Linked DNA regions of Homo sapiens: region 2 is linked to region 1. Evidence: read pairs that join two places in POLR2A ChIA-PET (ENCODE). Cell type or tissue: PC-9. All regions are shown on one strand. Each heading gives the region's core, and the rest is flanking DNA. Links, peaks and the distances in the headings are about the cores only.

Evidence for each region. ChIA-PET counts read pairs that join two places held together with the same protein. Peaks named below come from ENCODE experiments on the same cell type or tissue, not always from the same donor. Only the 100,000 strongest peaks of a DNase experiment are listed, where the experiment ranks them.
Region 2: POLR2A ChIA-PET joins it to region 1 with 15 read pairs; 2 of 35 experiments call an interaction of 5 or more read pairs at or near these places.

Annotation. Positions count from the first base shown.
Region 1 is chr22:35,635,255-35,647,442 of GRCh38, reverse strand. LOC284912 (a long non-coding RNA gene) reads left to right here and starts at 9,509. Exons shown (of 4, transcript XR_001755514.1): 1 at 9,509-9,577; 2 at 10,235-10,496. RefSeq lists enhancers at 8,340-8,839, 8,840-9,341. In PC-9, for the core only: no CTCF peak of the experiment used is centred there; a DNase peak (open chromatin) is centred at 3,322; H3K27ac peaks cover 1,558 bases.
Region 2 is chr22:35,863,062-35,875,249 of GRCh38, reverse strand. All of the region lies in intron 2 of RBFOX2 (RNA binding fox-1 homolog 2), which reads left to right. Among named protein-coding and RNA genes, the nearest start is that of APOL5, 150 kb to the right of the region's middle. In PC-9, for the core only: no CTCF peak of the experiment used is centred there; no DNase peak of the experiment used is centred there; H3K27ac peaks cover 610 bases.

The DNA of each region.
Region 1 (12,188 bases), core at 1,947-9,946:
TGGAGATATAGGATTGTGATACTCTGTCTCCCACTTTAAGGAAGAGGAAACCCAGGCTTCTAGAAGTTGTGGGTTGTTTGTGATTACACAGCTAAGAACCAGTCCTAGGCTCTGTGTCTACAAGAATGAGCCCACAGTGAGGTTACGGGCTGAGATCTGTGTCTCTCTAGCATTTGTGTCAAATTGTGATCAGAAGCCATGTGGTTTGTTTGTATTTATATGCCCAGAAGTCCCCAGTCACCACCCCTAGCTGAGACCACATTGGAGGCTGTTGCTTTGCAGAAGGTGCGGCCCACCTAGCCAGTCCTGGCTTTGCTGTGATAGAGGCCACCTCCTGTCCCTGGGCCCTACGAGCAGGAATGAGGGGTTAAGGGCTGCTGAGTTGGGTCTTGTAGGGGCCTTTCCAACCGTGGCATCCCGGATTCCACAACCCACCCCTGCTCCTGGCCTCCCACACTTGGGGAACACGCTAAACACAGCCTGACCTTGAGGAGGACTTGGCTGCCTGGCTGGGGCCGCTGAGCCATCCCAGGCCTGCCTGTTGTTTTCCCTGGCAACGGACCCAGATGTTGTGGTCACTGCTCGGTCCTGGGAGTCTCAGGGGCCAGACCGGCCATTGGATGGGGGCAGTGTTTACCACCAGGGCTCTTGTGAAACAATCGCCCCAAGAGATGCCATGTGAGAAAAATGTTCTGTAGCCAAATGCAGGAAGTGCTGCTTATGTAAGGGGACAGAAAACATCCACCCTATAGCTCAGATGAACAAAAGTAGGGAGTCGCTTAATTTCCTAGAGTCCACTTCCCTTCCCTCAAGGGACCCAAGACCTGCTGAAAAGAAACAAACTTGCCTGAAGGCCCCTTAGTCTCTTGTGATTTAAAACACACTCTCGGACCGGGCGCGGTGGCTCACGCCTGTAATGCCAGCACTTTGGGAGGCTGAGGCAGGTGGATCGCTTGAGGTCAGGAGTTTGAGGCCAGCCTGACCAACATGGTGAAACCCTGTCTCTACTAAAAATACAAAAATTAGCTATGTGTGGTGGCGGGCACCTGTAATCCCAGCTACTCGGGAGGCTGAGGCAGGAGAATCGCTTGAACCTGGGAGGTGGAGGTTGCAGTGAGCCGAGATTGTGCCACTGCACTCCAGCCTGGGCGACAGAGCGAGACTCTGTCTCAAAAAAACAAACAAACAAACACACACACACACACACACACACACACATCTTTGGGTAAAGTCTCTCATTTGGGGGTGAATGTTCAGGCAATTTAAGTTCAAATTTTCTATCAGGGCTTTTTATGTTTTCTGAAAAGTTTGCCTCTCATTGAGGCTGCAGTGAGCTGAGATTGCACCACTGCACTCCAGTCTGGGTGACAGAGCAAGACCCTGTCTCAAAAAAAAAAAAAAAAAAAAAGAAAGAAATTTGCATGCCTCGGAGATGGCACCTGGGGGCAGGGGCTTGTGCTGGCCCTCTGGGGTTCCACTGGCCCACAAAGAGGGTCCTTTGTGACCCTTCCAGCAGGCATTGCTGGCTCCTGGACACCTGGGTTCTGGTTTGCCTTGGCACCTCTCTGAGGAGCTGCAGGTTTTCTGTGTTGCAGCCACAACCAACCCACTCTGGGCTCAGGCTGTCTGCCTCCCAGAGAGCTCATCACGCCTCGGCCCAGTGGCCCCTGGCACAGGCAGGGACCATCCGTCCTGGGATGGGGGAAAGGCCTTGAAGCACACTTTGACCCTGAAATTCTTGGATTCTAGAAATTTCTTTTCTTCTCTCTGGCTACAGCATTTAGGGAGAGTTTGAACCTAGGAGGCGGAGGTTGCCTAGAGTTTGAGCAAATGCTGCCCTGAGACTGCAATTTGCCAAATGTAGCAAAAGTTCTATCGTGGCCTCCATTGCTTTGCCTGGAAGCAGTTTCAGGATCCTGGGAGCCCAGGCCAGAGCGAAGCAGGGAAGCAGCCATTACAAGGGGAGAGTGGAGCACTGAACTTGAACCCAGGACCACCAAAAGGGCCAGGCCTCGCATGGCCACACCCTTGTTGCTTGGCGTACAGCAACTAACCCTCACCCACTTCCATCCCATCTCCTTCCCGGGGTTCTTGTGAGGAAGGTTTTTGTTCGTTTGTTTTTTGTTTTGTTTTGTTTTTTTGAGACAGTCTCGCTCTGTCGCCCAGGCTGGAGTGCAGTGGTGCGATCTCGGCTCACTGCAACCTCTGCCTCCTAGGTTCAAGCAATTCTCCTGTCTCAGTCTCCAAGTAGCTGGGATTACAGGCATGTGCTAATACGCCTGGCTAATTTTTGTATTTTCAGTAGAGATGGGGTTTTGCCATGTTGGCCAGGCTGGTCTTGAACTCCTGACCTCAGGTGATTCACCCGCCTTGGCCTCCCAAAGTTCTGGGATTATAGGTGTTAGCTATCATGCCCAGCGGAATGAGTTATCTTGACAATGGTAAAGGTTGATGCACGCACCAGGTGCTCTGGCCATCATTACCATTTTTGTATACACAGGACTCATCTTTTTTTTTTTTTTTTTTTTTTTGAGACAACGTTTCACTCTTGTTGCCCAGGCTGGAGTGCAATGGCACGATATCGGCTCAGTGCAACATCCGCCTCCCTGGTTCAAGCGATTCTCCTGCCTCAGCCTCCTGAGTAGCTGGGATTACAGGCGCCCACCACCACCCCCGGCTATTTTTTTTGTATATTTAGTAGAGACGGGGTTTCACCATGTTGACCAGGCTGGTCTTGAACTTCTGACCTCAGGTGATCCACCCGCCTCGGCCTCCGAAAGTGCTGGGATTACAGGCATGAGTCACCGCGCCCAGCCCCAAGGATTCATCTTTCATGAGAGATCTGAGAGAGCGAGAGAGGGGATGTCTCTTTCTTTCTACCCTGGATTAAAAATGAAGATGTCTGGCATCCTGGGTTGGAGGGATGGGAACTTCCATGTGCAGAATGTTACATGTGGAGCACGTGCTCGGAATATTTCACTCATCATCGCATTTTATCCATATGCTCCTTCTATGAAGCAGGGAGCACAAGCCCAATATATAGCTGCCAAGACTGATGTTCATGGGTCCAAGGACCTCATCCAAGATCACAGTGTCTGACATGACTAGGGTTAGGCGTAGAACCCAAATGTGTCTACCTCCAGTTCTTTGCACTAAAACACATCACAGAAGTCCACATCTCTGCTCTGTGGCTGAATGATCAGTGAGTTTGCAAACTGCTCTCCTTGTGGTAGCCTGGCCAGGGGTGGGGTGGAGGTGGGCAGGGGCTGGAACAGGAGGTACAGGTTGTGCAAGAGGCAAGGTTAGTTGGCATTTTGGTTAGCAGGTTGCAAGTGACACATCATCTTGGAGCAGTGTAAGCAAAAACAAGGAAGCCATTTATCCAGCTTGGTTGTTCTTATACTGCAAGTCACAATTTACAGTGTCATGAAATCAGCTTAGTGGGTCTCAAGAAATAATAAAGGGAAATGAGGTTGGACATGGTGGCTCATGCCTGTAATCCCAGCATTTTAGGAGGCTGAGGCTGGAGGATTGCCTGAGCCTAGGAGTCAGACCAGTTTGGGTAACATGGTGAAACCTTGTCTCCACAAAAAAATGCAAAAATTAGCCGGGTGTGGTGGTGCGCCTATGGTCCTAGAGACTGGTGTGTGTGTTGAGGGGATGGGGGATGGGGGGTGCTGAGGTGGGAGGATCACTTGAGCCCAGGAGGTTGAGCCTGCAGTGAGCTGTGATCGAGATTGTGCCACTGCACTCCAGCCTGGGAGACAGACCATCTCAAAAAAAAAAAAAAAGACAGACAGAAAGAAAGAAAATGAAATGAGATAAAGTAAAAAATATCAGAGTATATCATACATAATAAGGGTATAAGTAGTGTTTCATGGAAATTATGTCCATATAGTGATGATGCACACACTTACGTGTGTGTGTGTGTGTGTGTGTGTGTTATGGATTGCACTGTGAAATGGGTCACAGATAGAATGCTCGAGAGCTACTGACCTGTTCACAGAATCAAAGGAAAACCCAGAAGGTTTCAGGCAGCTCCAGGTTCAGGGACCAGGAGCCCCACTGTAGCTCTCTCGCTGTCTCTCTCTCTCTTTCTCTCTCTCTCTTCCAGCCTCATTCTGTCCCACTACAGGTGGGCTTTTTCCATAACAGAAAGAAGAGAATTTCAAGTCTATTACAATTCATGTCCTTCTAGTTCCTGGATTGGAGATGCAAGAGCATTTTCCCCACCAGATCCAGTAAGAAAATTCTTTGGAAAGGTCTCTCTAGGTTAACCTGTGTTCCATATCCCACTGGTCTCTGTGGCTGGGGTTATTTGGTTCTCTGATCCCTCAGTCCAGGTTACATTACCTCTCCGATAACAAAAGCAGTATTCTAGTATCCAGAAAGTCCTCACTGAGCCATGAGGTTGGAGGGAGGTAAAAAGGGTACCCAATAAAAGGGGTGCTCTTCTGTAGGAGTCAGCTGGCGAATGCCCTCTCTGGGGGAGGGGGTGTCAGGTATTAAAGGGCTGGCTACCTCTGATGTGGCCCAGAGACCCCCGATAGCGTTTTGTGAAGTGGCATGTTCCTGGCAGCTGGTCTTCCAAGGTGGGAGCCTCTGGGTGCCCTGAGTACCCTGGCTTAGCAGCCACTCTGCTCCAGCTAGAAGAATCCATGTTAGGATTTCCTATAACCTCTCTAGGCTTGGGCTTCCCATCACTCCACATGCATCACAGAGAATGGGCCCCTCTGGCAATTGCCCTCCACGACCATCGGGACTCCCTCTTTGCTGGGCTGAAGATGGTGTTATCTCCCCCAGAGGCTTTGTGTCTGTACATAGGGAACTGCTGGACATGCTCCAGGAAGCCTCACTGTGGCCAAGGATGAAAGTCCACAGGCCATCTGAATCTGTGGCTCCAGGAAGCCTTGCTGTGGCCAGGGATGAAAGTCCACCAGGCCACTGAGGAGCAGCAGACCTAGTTCTGCTCCCACTGTGGCTATGGACATGCTGTTTCCCCTGCAAGTGTGGGCAGCTGGGCTCTGGCTGGCTAGCCAGGGATCCCCTGTGACCTCATGATGCTCCAGAAGGGAGTGTCTTCCAGCAGGAGGAGCCTCAGCCTTCAGGAATGAGTGTGGGACAGGGCAGGCTCCCCTTGAAACACCAGGGCCCCTCCCTCTCTAAGCCTCCATTTTCACATCTGCAAAACAAGGGGATCTCCCTGGATAAGTCAAGGTCCTTTTCTTGGCTGTGATCCTATGACCCTTAGAATCTACCATTCTGTGATTCTTGCTGAGATGCTATGATTCAAAGAGTATTTTGCATCTCTGTCGCTTTGTATCCAAGTCTTATTTGCTCCCCAGCCCTGTGGATTGTTTTTTCAGACTGCCCCTTGCATCCCAAGAAGGCCAATCACAAAAAATATACATTGGTTTTGACACAGGATTTTTTCTTGGTCACTTTGCAAGCCGGGGACCTCTGGCCGGCAATGCCCCACCTGGGCCTCTCTTGGCCATGCTACCTGCTGCATGAGATGGCCTGCTCAGTCGGCCCACCGTGGTTGAGTCTGGCTTGTGTACCAGTTCCCGAGTTCTTGTCCTGCACCCAAGAAGAGTGAGGATACACTGACAATTGAAGAGTGAGCAAGGTGGGGAGTTTTATTGAGTGATGAAACAGCTTTCAGTGGAGAGGTGACACGTGGGTGGCCCCCCTATCCAAAGGCAGGAAAGTTCCTCCACTGTGGCTGAGTCTGGTCTTTTATAGGCTTAGAATGGGGGAGGGGCAGGCTGTAGGTAGTATTAGAAAAGGCAACATTCCACTGCTACAAAGCATTATTCAGAAAGAATCAATCGGGAAAGGGTGGGCAAACAGGAACAGATGTTCTCACTCTGGGTTGAGGGTTTCATCCAGGACCAGAAGTCTGGTCTTTCAGCCTTCAGGCTGTGTTTTGGCTTGAAGGTAGGGTTTCACCAAGGACCTGCCCCATCTGCCTGGTCCTTTGGCTGCCTCCTGTTGCTCTCAGTGTCTTCCCTCACTCTCATCCTGGCCCCCTGCCTTATCTAAGGGACTTAGCTTCAGTGGCAATGAGCTTAAGCTCTCCCACCTCTCTACCCATTGCTAGGTGACATCAGAGCAGGACCTACATCTTTTCTCCTTGGCAGTTAGCACCTAGCACAGTGAACCTTTGTTGACTCCGAGGGACCTAAATTTCACAGCTCATAGTAGGTCTGGTTCAAATATAATGAGTTGGAGAAAATCGCATGCACCAGAATCCCAGAGAGGGTGGGGGCCTGTGGAGGGGTGGGGCTTGGCAGCTAAACTGAGCAGTCCTCCATGAGCAAAGCAGGTAGGACAGAACACAAGCTCCAGTCCTTAGGAGAAGCAGTTTTTGGGGCAAGAGGGCAAACCATAGCATCTGACAATGGAGGAGGTGTGGAGCCGGGAAGAGGCCAAATGGGCCAGAAAGCACTGGCAAGTTGTGGGACCAGGGCAGAAGCCACAAAGCAAATGGGGTTTTATTTGGTTGTTGCTGCCTGGCATCCAGTCAGGATGGTCTCCCTATGGCCCTGGGATGCTGCCAGCTCCTTCTGACTGTGGGCCTGGATACTCTACTGTGGCCCTGAAGAAGGGCTGGTTAGGGTTAGGCTCAAGGCAGTGCCTGGTGACAGCCACATCTGGGCTGCCAGGAGGTCCCACACGTTTCTGCATTTAAGGTGAAGATTATTTTTCTTTAAGTCTCTAAAATTCTTAAAGCTTAGATTCCAAAATCCCATGGGAAAGAAGGCAAGTATTTGACTTGACACAGAACTACTCAAATTCCTATCTTATCTTGTGCTGTGCAGAGCTCAAGGGTTACTGTCTAAGGACAAGGCAAATTTGCAGAGAGGCCAGGAAGTCTTCTGAATTAAGGGGGAAGAAGTCGGCTGGGTGCGGTGGGTCACACCTGTAATCCCAGCACTTTGGGAGGCCAAGGAGGGCAGATCACCTGAGGTCAGGAGTTCGAGACCAGCCTGGCCGACATCGCGAAACCCCGTCTCTACTAAAAATACAAAAATTAGCCGGGGGTGGTGGTGGGCACCTGTAATCCCAGCTACTCAGGAGTCTGAGGCAGGAGAATTGCTTGAACCCGAGAGGCGGAGGTTGCAGTGAGCTGAGATCGTGCCACTGTACTCCAGCCTGGGCGACAGAGTGAGACTCCGTCTCCAAAAAAAAAAAAAAAGAAAAGACAAAAAAAAAAGAGGGAATAAGTCCCCTCGCTCCTTCCCTGTAGATGACCAGAGCAGGAGTCTTGCATCGATGCTGAGATGGACAAGGCTCCTATAGCCCCTACAAGCAGCTTGTCCCCCAAAGATCTGTACCACTGACCTGTGCTCAGAGCGCCATGGAGAGGGGAGCACACATGACAAGAAGGGGCCTAACAGGCATCTGTCCTTGGCGATAGGTGTTATGGGCTAATCTTAGGTTATTTTATTAGGGCAAGAACATACCTCTTTTGTTTCCCATTGCGGACCAGCACTGAATGCAGATGACGACATCAGATGAGCTGATCTCTCCACCTCTTTCTCTTAGAAGTTCTTTTTTTTTTTATTATTATTATACTTTAAGTTTTAGGGTACAGGTGCACAATGTGCAGGTTTGTTACATATGTATACATGTGCCATGTTGGTATGCTGCACCCATTGACTCATCATTTAACATTAGGTATATCTCCTAATGCTATCCCTCCCCACCTCTTAGAAGTTCTTCAAACCAATATTGACATGGTCTGTAGTCATTCCCTAAGGTGTGGACATGAATTCTGATTTGCACAGAAAAGCAAAGCCCTGGGACTGAATGGCGCTGGCGTGATGGCTGGGGAGAAGAGAGAATCTTCTAGCAAGGATAAGCTGAGGGCTGGGAGTCCTATGAACTTGATTACAGAGATGCTTGCCTTTATTTATACCTCAGGCTCATAATGAATGGTGCAATAGCAGTAGCCATCTTTGCTGGTCTTACTATGGGCTCTGCGATCATTGCTATATGTGCTCAGGTTAATCATTTTTTTAAAAAATGTATTTTATTTATTTATTTTTTGAGACAGAGTTTAGCTCTTATTGCCCAGGCTGGAGTGCAATGGTGCAATCTTGGCTCACCGCAACCTCCGCCTCCCGGGTTCAAGCGATTCTCTGGCCTCAGCCTCCCCAGTAGCTGGGATTACAGGCATGCACCACCACTCCTGGCTAATTTTGTATTTTTAGTAGAGACGGCGTTTCTCCATGTTGGTCAGGCTGGTCTTGAACTCCCAACCTCAGGTGATCTGCCCACTTCAGCCTCCCAAAGTGCTGGGATTACAGGTGTGAGCCACTGTGCCCAGCTGGTTAATCCTTTTAATAACTCTAAAAGGTCAGTCTGCCATTGTCCTGTTTTACCGATGAGAGGAGTGAGGCTTGGAGAAGAAAACTGTGCCCAAGACTAAATGTTCAGCAAATGTCGGAGCTGGGGCCTGAGCCCAGGCAGACTGGGTTCCGAGGCCAGAATCCTAACCATACTGCCGTGAAGTCTCTAAGAGCCAAGGATTTAGAGTCAGAATTAATCAGTTTAAATTTTGTGCAGTGTTCTCTTGTTCTCACCAAAGAGAGCAGGAAGCATCTCCCGAGAAGAAAGTGACCCAGAGAGCAGGGGGACCTCAGTCCTCTCACCATTCTCATTGCGTCTGGGGCTGACTCTGGCCTCTGCAGAGCAGTGGACGAGAGCAGCGACTCTGTGATCAGGGTGTGACATGGCCTATTCACCAGAGTGAGGCCTGCACGCCAGCCAGGGCCCCAGGCACCGAGCCATCCGGGAAAGGAAACTCCCTCCCATGATGACATTCCCAGTTACTCTTGAGCACAGACAGTCTCCAGATGTTTTTTTCACTGAACACATTCCCAGAGAGTCTTGGAAACCCGGGGCAGTGCGGGGCTGGAGGCAGAGCACTGGTCCAGCGTCGGGAGAGCAGGGCAGTCCTTCGGCTGCCCAAATGTACCGTGGCTCCTGAGCAAATCCATTCTGCTCTGAGCCTGCGTTTTCCCATTTACAGTGGGTTGAAGAGTGACCCCAAAACGTGATGTCCAAGTCCTAATCCCCTTCACCTGTGAATGTGAGTTTACTTGGAAACAGGGTCTTTGCCGATGTAATTAAGGATCTTGAGATGGAATCATCCCTGATTTAAGAACAAATCCAATGAAAATGTCCTTAAAAGAGACAGAAAAGGAGAGCACACAGAGACACACAGGGAGGAGGGCCATGTGAAGATGGGGGCAGAGCCTGAAATGACGCAGCTGCAAGCCAAGAATTGTCAGCAGCCACCAAACACTAAAGGAGGAATGGAGCACATTCTGTCTCAGAGCCTCCAGCAGGGCCAACCCTGCTATACCTTGATTTCAGGCTTTCGGCCACCACACTTATGAGAGAATAAATCTCTATTGTTCTAAGTCACGAAGCTGTGGTCGTTTGTTACAGCGGCCCTGGTAAACTAATGCACTGTCTCTGAGAGCATTGATGAGGTCAGGAAGCCTCCTGTTGGGTAGAGGAGCAACTAAGAGACTGAACTTGGCCCCCACCCTGAGGCTCACAAGTGAGTGGAGAAGCCAAAGCCTGCACAAGATCACTGCATTTCCAGCTCCAGCTTGACGCACCTTCTGCACCTAAACCCAGGCTTCCCAGGCTGGAGTGGGCTCCCAGTCTCGGGGAGTGGCCTGGCTGCCTTAGGGTGGGGTGGGAGGATGGAAACTCAAACATAGGGAAGGATGAGCCCCTCAGGAACTGCAGGGGACAGAGCAGGGTGGGTGGGATGTCAGCTCTGACAGGGCCACCCCCAGGAAGCTCAGATCTCCCACTGGGACAGGGAGCCAGGGTTAAGATTCCATCTGAGCCAGCATCTTTTCTAGGGACTGCATTGGCTCTGCAGAGGGGCTTCTGGGCTTCAGGGATTTCAGCTCGGGGGGTGCTCTGGTGAGAGCAAGGGCTGCTGAGAGCAAAGCCTAGCCCCATGCAAAGTGCTTTGCAGGACTCAGAGGAGGGGATTAAGAACCCGTGGGAACAAGGAGCCGCACAGACCAGTCAGGTGAGGTTGCAGCAGGGTCATCAGAGCCTCCGTTTCTTCACCTGAAAATGCACATAGCAAACCTTGCCTTACAAGGGCTTTATGAAATGAAATGAGCTGCTGTGTGTAAAGCGATTGCTGTACTGTTTGGCCGAAGCTTTGTTATTGAAAGCATTGCTTTCCTTACAGGCTTGAATTGCACCTGAGTTCCAAAGGAGAAGTTGACATTCTTCCAGAACATATGCCCAGTGTCTTCAACTTGAGATGGAGCTGGGATGCCAAGTCTGCAAATGTGGGTTTTGGGCTTGGACAAGCCTGGGTTTGCATCCCAACTCTGCCCTTTGCTGGGACTGTGGCCCTGGGAAAAATGAGCCTTTCTGAACTTTCCTGATGGCACTCATAAATGGGAGACAGTATCGATGTCAGGCTGTGAGCATGCATGCTGCACATAGTAGGTGTTTAATGATGTTTCTCAATAACAAATGATTTGAAATAAAGGCAGCTGTGTGAAGCACTGATAGTAAATGTGGCCAGGGGCACAGATAGCAGGCAGCTGGGAGGGAGGGAAGAGGGTCTGCTTCTTGAGGGGTGATCAGGGAAACTATATTAGTAGGAATGTTTTTGTTGTTTTTGTTGTTTTGTGTTTTTTTGAGATGGAGTTTCGCTCTTGTTGCCCAGGCTGGAGTGCAATGGTGCGATCTCGGCTCGCTGCAACCTCTGCCTCCTGGGTTCAAGCAATTCTCCTGCCTCAGCTTCCTGAGTAGGTGGGATTACAGGCATGCGCCACACACCTGGCTAATTTTGTATTTTTAGTAGCGATGAGGTTTCTCCATGTTGGTCAGGCTGGTCTCGAACTCCCAACCTCAGGACATCTGCCGGCCTCAGCCTCTCAAAGTGCTGGGATTACAGGCATGAGCCACCATGCCCGGCTGGTAGGAATGTTTTGATTGCAAGTGACAGAAATCACTTTTGGCTCATGGAATGTGACTGTACCTTGAATAAGTAAGACATACTTTTACGTCAGGGCCTTTCTTTATATTTGCTATTCCCTCTGTTGAAATGCTTTCCCCCCACCCCGCAAGGTATTTCTGTAGTTCTCTCCTTTATCTCTTTGAATCTTTATCAAATATTTCCTTTATCTCACTGAATCTTTATCAAATCTTTATCAAATACATTTAAATTAAATTTTAAAGTACATTTTAAGCCAGACGCAGTGGCTCACTCCTGTAATCTTAGCGCTTTGAGAAGTCTGAGGCAGCTGGATTACTTGAACACAGGAATTAAAAATCAGCCTGGGCAACATGGTGAAACCCTGTCTCTATAAAAAATACAAAAATTAGCTGGGCATGGTGGCATGTGCCTGTGGTCCCAGCTACTTGGGAGGCTGGGGTGGGAAAATTGCTGAAGCCCAGGAGGCTGAGGCTGCAGTGAGCAGAGATTGTGCTGCTGAACAATTCAGCCTGGGTGACAGAGTGAGATTCTGTCTCCAATAAATAAATAAAAAGTAAGGGCCGGGTGTGGGGGCTCACGCCTGTAATCCCAGCACTTTGGGAGGTCAAGGCAGGTGGATTACGTGAGGCCAGGAGTTTGAGACCAGCCTGGGAACATGGCAAAACCCCATCTCTACTAAAAATACAAAAATTAGGTGGGGTGGTGCATGCCTGTAGTCCTAGCTAATCAGGAGGCTGAGGCAGGAGAATTGCTTGAACCCAGGATGCAGAGGTTGCAGCGAGCCGAGATCATGCCACTGCACCCCCGCCTGGGCGACAGAGTGAGATTCCATTTTTGAGACAGAGTTTCACTCTGTCTCAAAAAAAAGAATCTCCCACTCTCTGCTCAACATTCTCTATGCTTCTTCTCTACTTTATTGCTTTATTTTTCTCCATAGGATTTATCATCTAACATGCTTTCTATTTTTATTATTTATCTTATTTATTGTGTTTCTATCCATCCCCTCGTACTATTGTGTAAGCTCCATTTGGTTGGATCTTTGACTTTTTTTTTAACTGCTGTATTTTTACTATTTAGGACTGTGCCTTGCACACAGTAGGTGTGGTATTTAACTTTATGTGTCAACTTGACTGGGCTTTGGGATGCCCACATATTTTGTTGGACATTATTTCTGGCTGTGTCTGTGAGGAGG
Region 2 (12,188 bases), core at 1,697-9,696, 230 kb before region 1:
TTTCTTTTCCTTTTGAATGCCGGAAGACTTTAATGCTCATTATCTTAGTCTGCTAGGGCTGCTATCACAAATTACCACAGTCTGAGTGGCTTAACCAACAGCAAATTGATCTTGGAAGTCCAAGACCAAGGAGCCAGCAAGGCAGATTTCATTCTGAAGCCTCCTCTTGTGGCTTGTAGGTGACTGCCATCTAGTCTTGTGCTCACACAACCTCTTCTTTGTGCATAGGGACAGGAGTGGGGAGGGGAGCAAGCTCTCTGGTGTCTCTTTTAAGGACAATGATCCTATTGGAGCAGTGCCACTCCCCTATCACCCCCACCTTACTTAACATTAATTATTTCCTTAGAAGCTCCATCTCCTAATACAGGTACAGGGGTGGGCAGGGTGCAAAGAGGTGAGTTAGGGCCTCAACATAGGAACTTGGAGTTGGGGGGACACAAACACTTGGTCCATAACACTTGTCTTTTTAATTCATAAAATAATTTGAGTATTTACTGTGTGTTAATCACCTTGGTAGACTTGCTACTATGTAGCTGTGCAAACTCAAGGAAATTACTTAACCTCATTAGGCCACAGTTCATTTATCAGTAAAACAGAGATGTTGAACCCATTAATAGCTATGATGCATTCCAGCTTAATCACTATTACTTCCATGTTCATTTCATTCCCTTATTTTCCTCTCTCCCTAAGATTTTCTTCCCTCCCTAAGATATTTAAGATTGTTATGTCAAATTTCCTTTCTGTTTTTGACCATCCTTCTTTTTCTTTCATTCTGTTCCTTTATGTTTTTTATGTCTTAGGTTGTTTTCTGCCTCCATCCACCCCTTTCCTGAATTGGACATGTTTTTGACAACTTGTAAGTTTACTAGATTTATTAGCTCTTTAAAAGTTTAGGAGGTAGACGGAATTTTTTTTTTCCGCTCAACATACTGAAAGCCTTTAAATTAAACTTACTCTAGGTAAATTGCTTTGTACCTTTTACATTGCCTTGTACATGCCTTACCTTTGTTGCGTGTTTGATTTCTTTTCCTGTAGTCTACTGCCTTTCGCTAGGCAGGTTTCCTCACAGCATTATTTCTTAGAATTGTGAGGAGACTAGTGATACTGCTTTTCATGTATGCCTTTACTAAAGCATCTAATTCATCATATGGGCAGTTAATAAGTATGAATTGATGAGATGACAGTCGTGTATTTTTTACTCTTCAGGGAAAGAAAGACCTTGTGCTATCCCTTCCAATTTCTCCCTTTTGATCTGTGACATTTGGAAGTAGTTATGGCCGGGCGCCATGGCTCACTCTTGTAATCCCAGCACTCTGGGAGGTGGGTGGAGCACTTGAGGCCAGGAGTTCGAGACCAACCTGGGTAATATGGAGAAACCTTGCTTCTACTAAAAATAACAAAAAAAATTAGCTGGGCGTGGTGACACCTGTCCGTAATCCCAGCTACATGAGAGACTGAGGCATGATAACCATTTCAACCAGGGAGGCAGAAGTTGCGGTGAGCCAAGATCCTGCCACTGTACTCCAACCTAGGCAACAAAGTGAGACTTTTATCTAGTTGTTCTGCAGTCTCAGTGGCAGTGGCTTTTCTCCTTTTGTGAATATCAACAACAAACTACAGAGTTGACTCACAGGATGTAAAAAATTGGGGTGACATGCATGGGAGACTGTGTTGATACTAATATTTGCATGACTGATTGAGAAAGTTTGTCAGAAACATTGTCACTAGTACTATTGTAGGAACTACGCTATGAGTGGGGTGAAGTCTTGCCCTAGCATTAGTATAAATCCTTAGCCTGCTGGGCATAGTCTTAAGAAACAACCCATTCAGGGTCGGGTGTGGTGGCCTGTAATCTCAGCACTTTGGGAGGTGGGTGGATTGCTTGAAGTCAGGAGCTCGAGACCAGCCTGGCCAACATGACGAGACCCCGTTTCTACAAAAAATGCAAAAATCAGCTGGGCGTGGTGGTACACACCTGTAATCCCAGATACATGGGAGGCCAAGGCATGAGAATTGCTTGAACTGGGGAGGCGAAGGTTGCAGTGAGCCGAGATCATGCCACTGCACTAGGTGACAGCAAGACTGTGTCTCAAAAAAAAGAAAAAAGAAACAACCAATTCAGTAACAAATTTTGCAGTTTAAAGCTGTTTCTTTTAGAATTAAAACTCTCTAATCTCTGCAGTGTGGTAATGGGTATTGAGATAATGGTGGTGATAATTATAAAGTTGCTGATTATCAGCTACTGATTTTTGAATGCCGACTATTTGCCAGGCTTAATACTGCTACGGGAGGGGGTCAGGGAAGTGCTGGATAGAGAAAGGTGACCCCTGGCTAGGGCTCCACTCCTATGGACCTAGGTGAGTAGAGGCACTCCAGCTTTCATGCCCAAGTGTTGCATTTTTCAAGACCATCCTGGCCTGCCATGCCCCCCATCCTGGGCCTATAAAAACCCGAGACCCTAGCGGGCAGACATACAGGCAGCCAGATGTCAAGAGACGAACACCAGCTGAAGAAGATACAAGCAGCTGGATGGTGGGAGGACGTCAAGGGAGCAAGCCGGCAGAAGAGCACACCGACAGACGTCAGCACCCTGGCAGGCCATTGACGGGTGGGACAAGGCGGAGTTTGGCTGGGGCAGTCGGAGGAGAGCCGAGGCCACTGAGCAGCCGAACTCTAGGGCTAAACCATCTCCCTTCTGGCTCCCACATTGGTGGAAAAATCCTTCCACTCAATAAAACTTTGCACTCATTGTCCAAGTCCACGTATGATCCAATTCTTCTGGTACACCAAAGCAAGAACCCGGGATACAGAAAGCCCTCTGTCCTTGCAACAAGGTAGAGGGTCTGATTGAGCTGATTAACACAAGTCGCCTATAGACGGCAAACTAAAAGAGCACCCTATAACACATGCCCACTGGGGCTTCAGGAGCTGTAAACTCTCACCCCTAGACACTGTCATGGGGTCGGAGCCCCACAGCCTGCCCGTCTATATACTCCCCTAGAGGTTTGAGCAACGGGGCACTGAAGAAGCAAGGGGGAACAAGAGAACCTTTCCTGTTTCAATACCAAGCATTTTACAGTCATTAACATGTCGAATTCTAAGAGCAACCCCAGTAATGGACAGGCCATTCTAGCTATGTAAACTCTTCAAAGGCAGCACTTGGTACAGTGCTGGGCACTTACTTGTCAGGATTTGGTAGATGCTGAACTGATTTGAACTCTAGCATCATCTTGCTTAAAATTGTCATTCTTTGCCTACCCTTGCCCTGCCCAGCTATGGATACAGAGGTTTTACAAATTTGAATCTCTGTGCTCTAAATTAGAGAGTTTAATCTGACCTTATGTTAAGGAGCTTGCCTCGCCAGTAGTCAGCTGGTTTTTCAAATAATTCGATACCTCATTACCCATGTACCAGGGGTTAAACATTACCCTTATTAAATTGGCTAGTCTACTCACCTGGTCTTCTTGCCTTGGTGCATGGTGGCACTCTAGTTTCTCTTGGAACCTGAGCCAACTCTGAACCCTCAGCCATTTTTTGTCAGTGCCTCTTTTGAGCTTACTGGATCCCAATTCCTTTTTTGCTTTGAGTTTGATGGTATTCCTTTCCATGTGGCTAGGAAAAGTGAGACCATGCCTTGTCATCTTACACCAAAGCCCTTGAATAAGAACAGCTCAGATTAAGCTAGTCTGATATATTCTTAAGACCTGACCATTTGGATCTTGACCTCCATCTGCAGCACATAATAAGTCTTTTCCCAGTTTCTACCTTGAACAGCCTTTATTTTAGTTTCATAATTTCTGTACCCAGGACTTCACCATTTCCCTGTATTTCCATTGTTGCATATTGAGGTTATGCAGTCTGAAGCTCCTCTGAACTGTTTTTCAGAATGCCTTTCCTTCTGCTTCGGACCATCAGAGCTTCCTAGTTTCCTCTATTCCCTTCTCTCACCTTCACATTTCTTTTGTTCCCCTTTCCTCCAACCATAGAGTACACATTACTTGGGAAAACCCGATTATATAATATTTTAGAGCATAGGTCTTGGAAACATGTTTATGCACTGTCAAAGTTGCGTTTCCATTCATCTGTCTCTCCCCAGGTAATTAGCATAAATGAAAATAGTGACCTTTTAGAATATCTTTCAAGGGTGGTAGCCAACATACCAACCCAGGATACTGCTGAGTAGGAGCCAGCTGGCATGAAGAAGCAAGGACAAGAGTAAACCTTTTAAGTGGGCAGTTTCAAAAGTATAGAACTAAATGGAAGCAAGAAAAATGAGGGGAGTGTGGATATGGTGCTAATTCTAATGTGGCAAAGATTTTAAAATAATACAGAGGCAATCCAGAATACATTGAGAGCCCCAGTGAATTGTTTTCTTTAAATTTCATGTCATGTGTAGTCATGTTTCTCAATGGACAAATGGTTAGTGGACCAAATGACATTTTTTACTCATCCCTGAGTAAAAAGTCCAACGAATATAGTTCATTAGACTGCTGCTTGTTGTCTCCAAACAGATCCTGAAAGTTCAAATGACTGGGAGTCAGAACCTAAAAATATAATATACCCCACTGTTTTGGCAGGAAATTGAGACCTGCTTTTATCAGCCACTTATCCAGAAAGCATATGTTCTATATAAATCAAGCCAAATCTATATTGTCTGCAAGTATTCCTGCAATATAGTTGATGTTCATAATGTGATCCAGATATTTTCAGTATACTTCTGTGTATTTTGATTATCACATGACTTTTTATTTATTTGTTTGTTTGTTTATTTATGTTTTGAGATGGAGTCTAGCTCTGTCACCCAGGCTGGAGTGCAGTGGTGCAATCTCGGCTCACTGCAGCCTCCACCTCCTGGGTTCAAGCAATTCACCTGCCTCAGCCTCCTCAGCTAATTTTTGTATTTTTAGTAGAGATGGGATTTCACTCTGTTGGCCAGGCTGGTCTCAAACTCCTGACCTCATGATCTGCCTGCCTCAGCCTCCCAAAGTGCTGGGATGGCAAGCATGAGCCACCGTGCCCAACCATGACTGTTTTTAAATAGAAACTCCTGGGCCTCCTGCGTTCCAATTTTATTGTTTCTCTAATGACACAGCAGTGACTGCAAACCCCTTTTCTGTTATACTTTTTCTTTTGCATATAGACTACTATTTTGAACCTTTTGAAAGGGCCTTGCCACAAAAGTCCATATTTACATTCTGTATGTTTAGAGCCATGATCTCAATCAGAAATGAGAGGGAGGTATAAATCAGAATTCAGTGTTAGAGTAAGAGACTGTATAGTTCAAAAAAATTTAAACCTCTAACTCATAATAAACATTTCAGAAAGTAGGTTGTACGTGCTATTCTGGGTTGATGAAAGTTTCAGAAGATAAAAGTAAATATGATAAAGGTTTTTAAAATGGTTAAAAACACAGGTTTAGAGTCTCTCATTTTCTCACAGTGACTAAAAGAATTTCCACTTTGGTAAGTCTGCAGTAGAAGTATGTCATTAGAGCTTCTTCAGACTAAAAGATGAGGGATGACTTGAGAAAAATTTGGACATGACCATAAGGGGCAATATATTCTTGACCCAAGATTTTCTCCTGAGGACTTGAACCAGATTAGCTTAAACAACTGTTTAAAGAAAAAACAACATCAAAAGGCTCACGCCTAGAATCCCAGCACTTTCAGAAGCTGAAGTGGGAAGATGGCTTGAGGCCAGGAGTTCCAGACAAGCTTGGACAACATATTGAGACCCTGTCTACATTTTTTTTTTTTTTTTTTTTTTTTTTTTTTTTTTTTGGTCAGCCGTTGGCTGGGTGTGGTGGCTCATGCCTGTAATCCCAGCATTTTGGGAGGCTGAGGCAGGTAAATCACTTGAGGTCAGGAGTTCCAGACCAGCCTGGACTGGACAAGTGAAACCCTGTCTTTACTAAAAATACAAAAATTAGCCAGGCGTGGCGGTGGGTGCCTGTAATCCCAGCTACTAGGGAGGCTGAGGCAGAGAATCGCTTGAACCCAGGAAGCAGGTTGCAGTGAGCCGAGATCGCACCACAACAAACAACAAAACCCCACAGAAGTCTTTCTTAGTGGACTAGCCCCTTTAGTAAGACAGTTGGAATGTGTTGGAGCTGGAATGTTTTCTTGTCAGTTGGTTCCTGACTTGAAAGAATCACAGTGGGGTGGGGTAGCCTAGGAATTGGATCTCTGGCCTAGCCCTTAGTAGAAAAAGGGATTGAGGTTTCTGTGAAAGCAGTTGAGGGTTAGAAATAAAGGTAAAGCCCTTTAACCAAAGGAAAACATTCAAAAGAGGTAGCATTAGGAAGTAGACTTGGGGGGAAATACCTAAACTAGAAGTAATGATTGTTTGCCAAGGAAAGATAGGTGTGTTTAAATGGAACAATACCTTAAAGAAGGAATTGTCTCATGACCTTGTTAATTTCTGGCCTGTTGTTTCTTAATCTTTATTTTGAGTCTCGAACATCTTTGAGAATTTAATGAAATCTCTGGACTAGGTCCCCAGAACAGTGTACGTATTTACAACATTTTGCAACACAGTTTTCAGGAGATCATGGGCCTTGTGAAGCTCAACCATATTAAGAATACATTAACTAGTGCCCATACTTAGTGGAAACTTGGCACGTGCCACCACACCTGGCTAGTTTTTAATTTTTTTTTTTTTAAAATAGAGACAGGGCCTGACTATGTTGTCCAGGCTGGTCTTGAACTCCTGGGCTGAAGCAGTCCTCCCACCTTGGCCTCCCAGATTGGTAGGATTACAGGTGTCAGCCACCACGCCTGCCTATTATCTTATTTTAAAAAGATTATTCCAAAAGTATCTGTGATAGATCCTTTCTCACTTTTGCTGTTTAAAATGGGAAGTAACAAGCACTATGGTGTTAACCTACACTTTCTATGAAGGTTCTACATATTAGTATTGGTCCTTATTTGATTCAAGCCAAAATTTCTATCCTAATTTTTCTTAAGTTCCAATAGTTTATATAGGTAATATAAAAACTGGTTTTTATATTTGTTTATTTATTTTTGAGACAGCATGTCATTCCTGTCACCCAGGTCCCATTGCTCAGGCTGGAGTGCAGTGGTGCCATTGTGGCTCACTACAGCCTCAACTTTCTGGGCTCAGGTTTTTCTCTGCCTCAGTCGCCTGAGTAGCTGGGACTACAGGCTCACACCACCACACCCAGCTAATTTTTTGTATTTTTAGTAGAGTTAGGGTTTTGCCATGTTGCCCAGGCTGGTCTCGAACTCCTAGGCTCAAGGGATCCTCCCACCTCAGCCTCCCAAAGTGCTGAGATTACAAGTGTGAGCCACTGTGCCTGGCAGAACTGGTTTTTAAAAAGTGGTGTGATATGCTGTGTTGGATATTACGTTGGCAATTAATCATATCTAAAAGTGTTTATGTCTTTTGTTTGATAGTCATATTTTGTTTTTGGCTAAGAGGATTCAAGGGAACTTCCTCTGGAGGTAAAAAAGAAAAAATTTAAAAAAATTTTAAATTGTAGAACTGATGGTCAAATGGAAGATGGGAGCCCTTAATTTTTTCTTCATAAAATAGTTTTCAAAGAATGCTAATTTTAAAAAGCTAATCAAACTTACTTACAGAGGGCCCATCTCTTTAAGTTCTGGTAACCCTTACCAAAGCAACAATATTTAGTTAGTATATTTAAGAAACATGAATAACAAATTAAAAAGGCTATTACAAGGTGGTTTCTGCATACTGATTTTGTCCTATGGTGTGAGCAATTGTGTGTCTAGTAAACGCAAAGAATACATTGTAAAGCCCATACAATGATTTGGTAACTCCAAAGGAAGAAATACATGATATAATCATTACAAACATTAGGTGTCATCACTTTATGGCATTCTGGGTGACATCAAAATATAAAACTGCTGGCAGATGTACTCATATTATTCTGGATTTCAGTGCCAAGTAGATTTTGTTTTCATTAAACTTTGTTTTGAGATAATTGTAGATTCATGCAAATGTTTCAAGTGTGGTATTTGATGGAATTTTGACATAGGCAAACTACTTGTGACACAATCACAGGAAAGGTAGTGAATATATCTGTTAACCTTAAAAGGTTCTTTTCTTTATCATTTTGCCACATTTGCTGTACTATTCTCTTTTTTTCTGAACCATTTGAAAGTACGTTTTAAGTGTGTGTGTGTGTGCATGTGTGTGCATATAAAATCCCTTCAGTCTTAGATAATTTCATATTTATTTTCTAAGAATAAAGGCGTTTTCTTACATAACCACAATGCAGTTATGAAATCAAGACATTGAACGTAGATACTGTTACACATTCTGTAGGGCTCCAAGGGCTCTCTAATTCTGTGATATTTCTTGGATGGGGATGTTGAGACTCCTGGTTAGAGCCTGGCCAGGGTAGAAGTGAAGGCTCCTCACTTGGCCTTTCCTGGCGTGAGTGGGAGTGAAGTGGTATTTGGCTGGATTAAGGCAGCCTGCATGTTTTCTGTCTTGCTAGGCCACCCCTTTTCTTGTTCTTTGGCTGAGAGGAGCCTTTCACTGGGGGCTTTTTTTTGTCAGTGCCTGTTGGTGTTTCTGGGTCCTTTAGTTGCAAGTCTGGGCTACATGAGGCAAGAAGAAAACCCAAGGAACTCACCACCCTGTCTAGTTTTCTTGCTTCTTTCAACCTTTGAGGAGTCATCTTATGTTTAATATATGAAATGTCTAGGGTTTTAAATTGTACTTAGTGGGAGGGATAGGGAAAAGTATGTGTATTCCATCTTCCTGGAAGCAGAAGTCTGTAGTTTTGTTTTATGTTAATTAAATAATAGTATGTCTATCAAAGAGATGCATGTGTGTAAATTAATGCATAAATATAAATATTCCAAGATAAATTGTTTGAAATTAATAAATATAAATGAGTTTGAAAATTAATGTATGCACTTTCAAAAAAATGGCGTATATATTATGTTCCAAATTGCCTTTCTGTGTTTATTTTAGGAATTAAAATTCTAAGAATCATAAGACTACAAAGGTATTTAGGAAATACATATTTAATTATGCAGTTTGAATAAACCTTCACGTTGTCTTTTCTGGTATACCCCCAAAAGTCTTTTGTTATTGTTTGCTTTTGATTGATGGCAGGTTTTAAAAGCTTACCCCTAAACCAACCTTTTGAGAAATTTTACTTAAAATATACTATTTTTCTAGTTATTAAAATGTAATTATCAATCTGTAGCATATGTAGTTCCAGCTGGATCTCTGTGTCTTCTAATTTATCCCCAGTGCATATCCATCTTAGACACACTGGCTACAGTGTGATAGCCAATATTTGGCATGTTGTTGCTTATTGTGTTAACAATTTTAATTTTTTTCCTTGATTTGCTGTTATTCATGGCATAGCTGCCTTTTTTTTAGCTAAAGAACAACACAACAGTCCTTTATCTGAAACTCTGGAAGCCAGATATGTATTATCATTTGGAATCTTTTGGGTTTTAGAAAGAATATGCAATACATGTACCCTATATTAGGCTAACCACCAGTATTTGGGTAAGAGGCAACACTGTGTAATCATACTCATCTATTTGCAGCTAAATGTTTTTGAATATTCACACCATAATATTGTTATATCCACACTAGTTTAGGTCACATTTGTCACTAAGTGAATCCCTCTTCTATCAAAGTGAATCCCTCTTCTATCACCATCAAAAAAAAATAATAATAAAGATGGGGGAGGGGAAAAGGATGGTGAAGAAAGAAACTTAGTTTTCCAGGCTTTTTGAACGCTGGAATTAAAGATACGGGTTTTTGGACCTGTGTAGGTAGGGCAGTCACCAAGCCTAGTCAGAGGAAAAGCCCCTGTTTAGTCCTGAACTCCTCAGTGTTTAACTGAGGAATTGGTGCTATAGGCCTGGTGTTACCAACTATGATTGTTTTCAATATAAAACAAAAGTGGCTATTGATTTAATCCTGTTATATGGTGTTGATCTTAAAAACTCATTGGATTCATACTAGGATTTAGGGTTTAATCCTGTAAGGATCATACTAACTTTCATCTTATTTATCCTAAATCCCTCTTTAATCTTATTAATCATGCCAGGCTTTTTTTCCAAGGGCCGAGATATACATCCATCCATCCATCCATCCATGTATGTAGTATATATTCATACAGTTATTTTTCCAAAGTTATCTATCTTTCTATGAAAGAGAAGATCAGTTTTCTCAAAGAGAGCCAAAGACCCATGAATACTTCTGCAGAGTAGCATTAGTATTGCAAGGATGACATCAGTTCTGTATTCTTAAACCTAAGATTAAAGTAGGTCTTGGCAGGGCCTCCTGAGAGGGAATCTAGTCTTAGCCTTGGATTTCCTGAGAAGGCATATGGCACTCTTCTGAAAGTGGGATGTTATTTCAGTTTAGAAGCTCTTAGTCAAAAAATATTGGATGAATTAATTGCAATGGAGACACTGCTTTCTAATAGTGGAACAAAAAGTCATTTCTTAGCTTTTGACCTTTGCCCTGAACTGGTGCTGTGTGCATTAGGAAAAGAAAATACACATTTGGTCTTAAGTCACTGTTTCTACTTTGCACAATATAACTGATTCAGACCTTGTGCTCTGTTTCTTTCATTTCTCAAAGGATAATTGTCAGTGACCATCCTCTCCAAGCAATCAAAGTAATAGATCCTAAGTATAAGTTATTATTTTTCTTATTTCTACTTTTGGGGGTGGGAAGTTTGAGAATTAGATCAAAACTTTTATTGATTGATTCAGCAACCAGTAAACCTGTACCAAATGTTCACCTTTGGGGCCTCACATGATTATGTTCCCTCTAGTTATTGGGTGGTGGTTGTCATCATTGTTTTCAACTGATTTGCCCACATTATACAGTTTTGACCTGGACTGAGTAACTTATGTAAATTCCTTAAATTGCTATATTATAGTGGTTTCAGGTCATGGGGAAAAAACCCTGGTAGGTACTATGAACCCTTCTATGTTTATTTCACTTATGACTTAATTACTCAGATTCCTAGATATAAAAAGTGTAGCAAAACATTGTATTATGAGTTAAAATAAAACTGGCTTTATTTTTTGATATTTTATGTTCAGCTGTACTTTATTTTTTCCAAGTGAAATAGGTAAAAAGGTCTTTTATGCATATATGATTATGAATGTTTACTTTGCATATTAATTTAAAAGGAAATTAAGAGAATATGTTTGCAAAAACAGATGAATCATTATTAATGAAAATCATGTAATGCTGACACTGATCTGAGAAGCAGAAGAAGTTTTTACCAGGATCTAATTGTATAAATGGGAAATTTAGGGTTAAGGAACTCACTTTAGGTGTTGGAGTAATTGTATATATGCATGCTTTGCCCGAAGTGAGGAGGGGCAACTTCGATTTCTAATCCGCTTTGGGGGAAGTTCCATATCAGAGCTGCACAGAAACATTCAGTGAAGCAGCTCCTTTATCATAAAGGGAATTTTAATTTAAAAATATTCTTGCATCGTGAGCAGGGTAAACGACAGCTGGCTACACTGGGCATTTATCTCCTTCAAACCACATTACCAGTAATTGCTGCATTAAATCAAAGTCAGAAGAGATTACAGGTCTGAATGGATCAAGGGGCTAGTGCTAACCCAAGGATTCCCACAACTGCTACATTGCTGCTCTTAGAGCCCTGTCTCTATCCCCAGTAGGTATGAGAGTCAGGTGCAGCTGTCAGATTCCTGACAGCTCATCTGTAAGGCATGAGCATAGTGAACACAATCCAAGAAGAGGGGCAGGTACACGCTCAAGACACCCTGGCCGCCTTTTTGGATTAGCTTTTTATTTTGAACGCAAGAGAATGGCTTCTTATTGTTTTTCGGTACTGTTAAAGAGAGAACATGTTGCCTGCTTTGTGCTTAAGGAAATTTGCTTTGGCATAAAAATCACTTCAATTTTCTCTCCTCCTTTATTTATTGATATTCCCTTCTTGGTCAAGGGTAGTCTTCTCACTTGATTTATGTTACAGAAATGTAACATAAATTTACAAAAATAACATAAATATGTTACAAAATAACAAATATTTGCAAAAATAACATATTTTGTAAAATGTTACAAATATTTACAAAATAACAACAATATGTTACAAAAATAACGTAAATGCCCTGTGCTAGGTATGGGTAGGTGCTCTCCCCTGCCCCCCAGCTGACTTTTCTCCTCCTAACACAGTT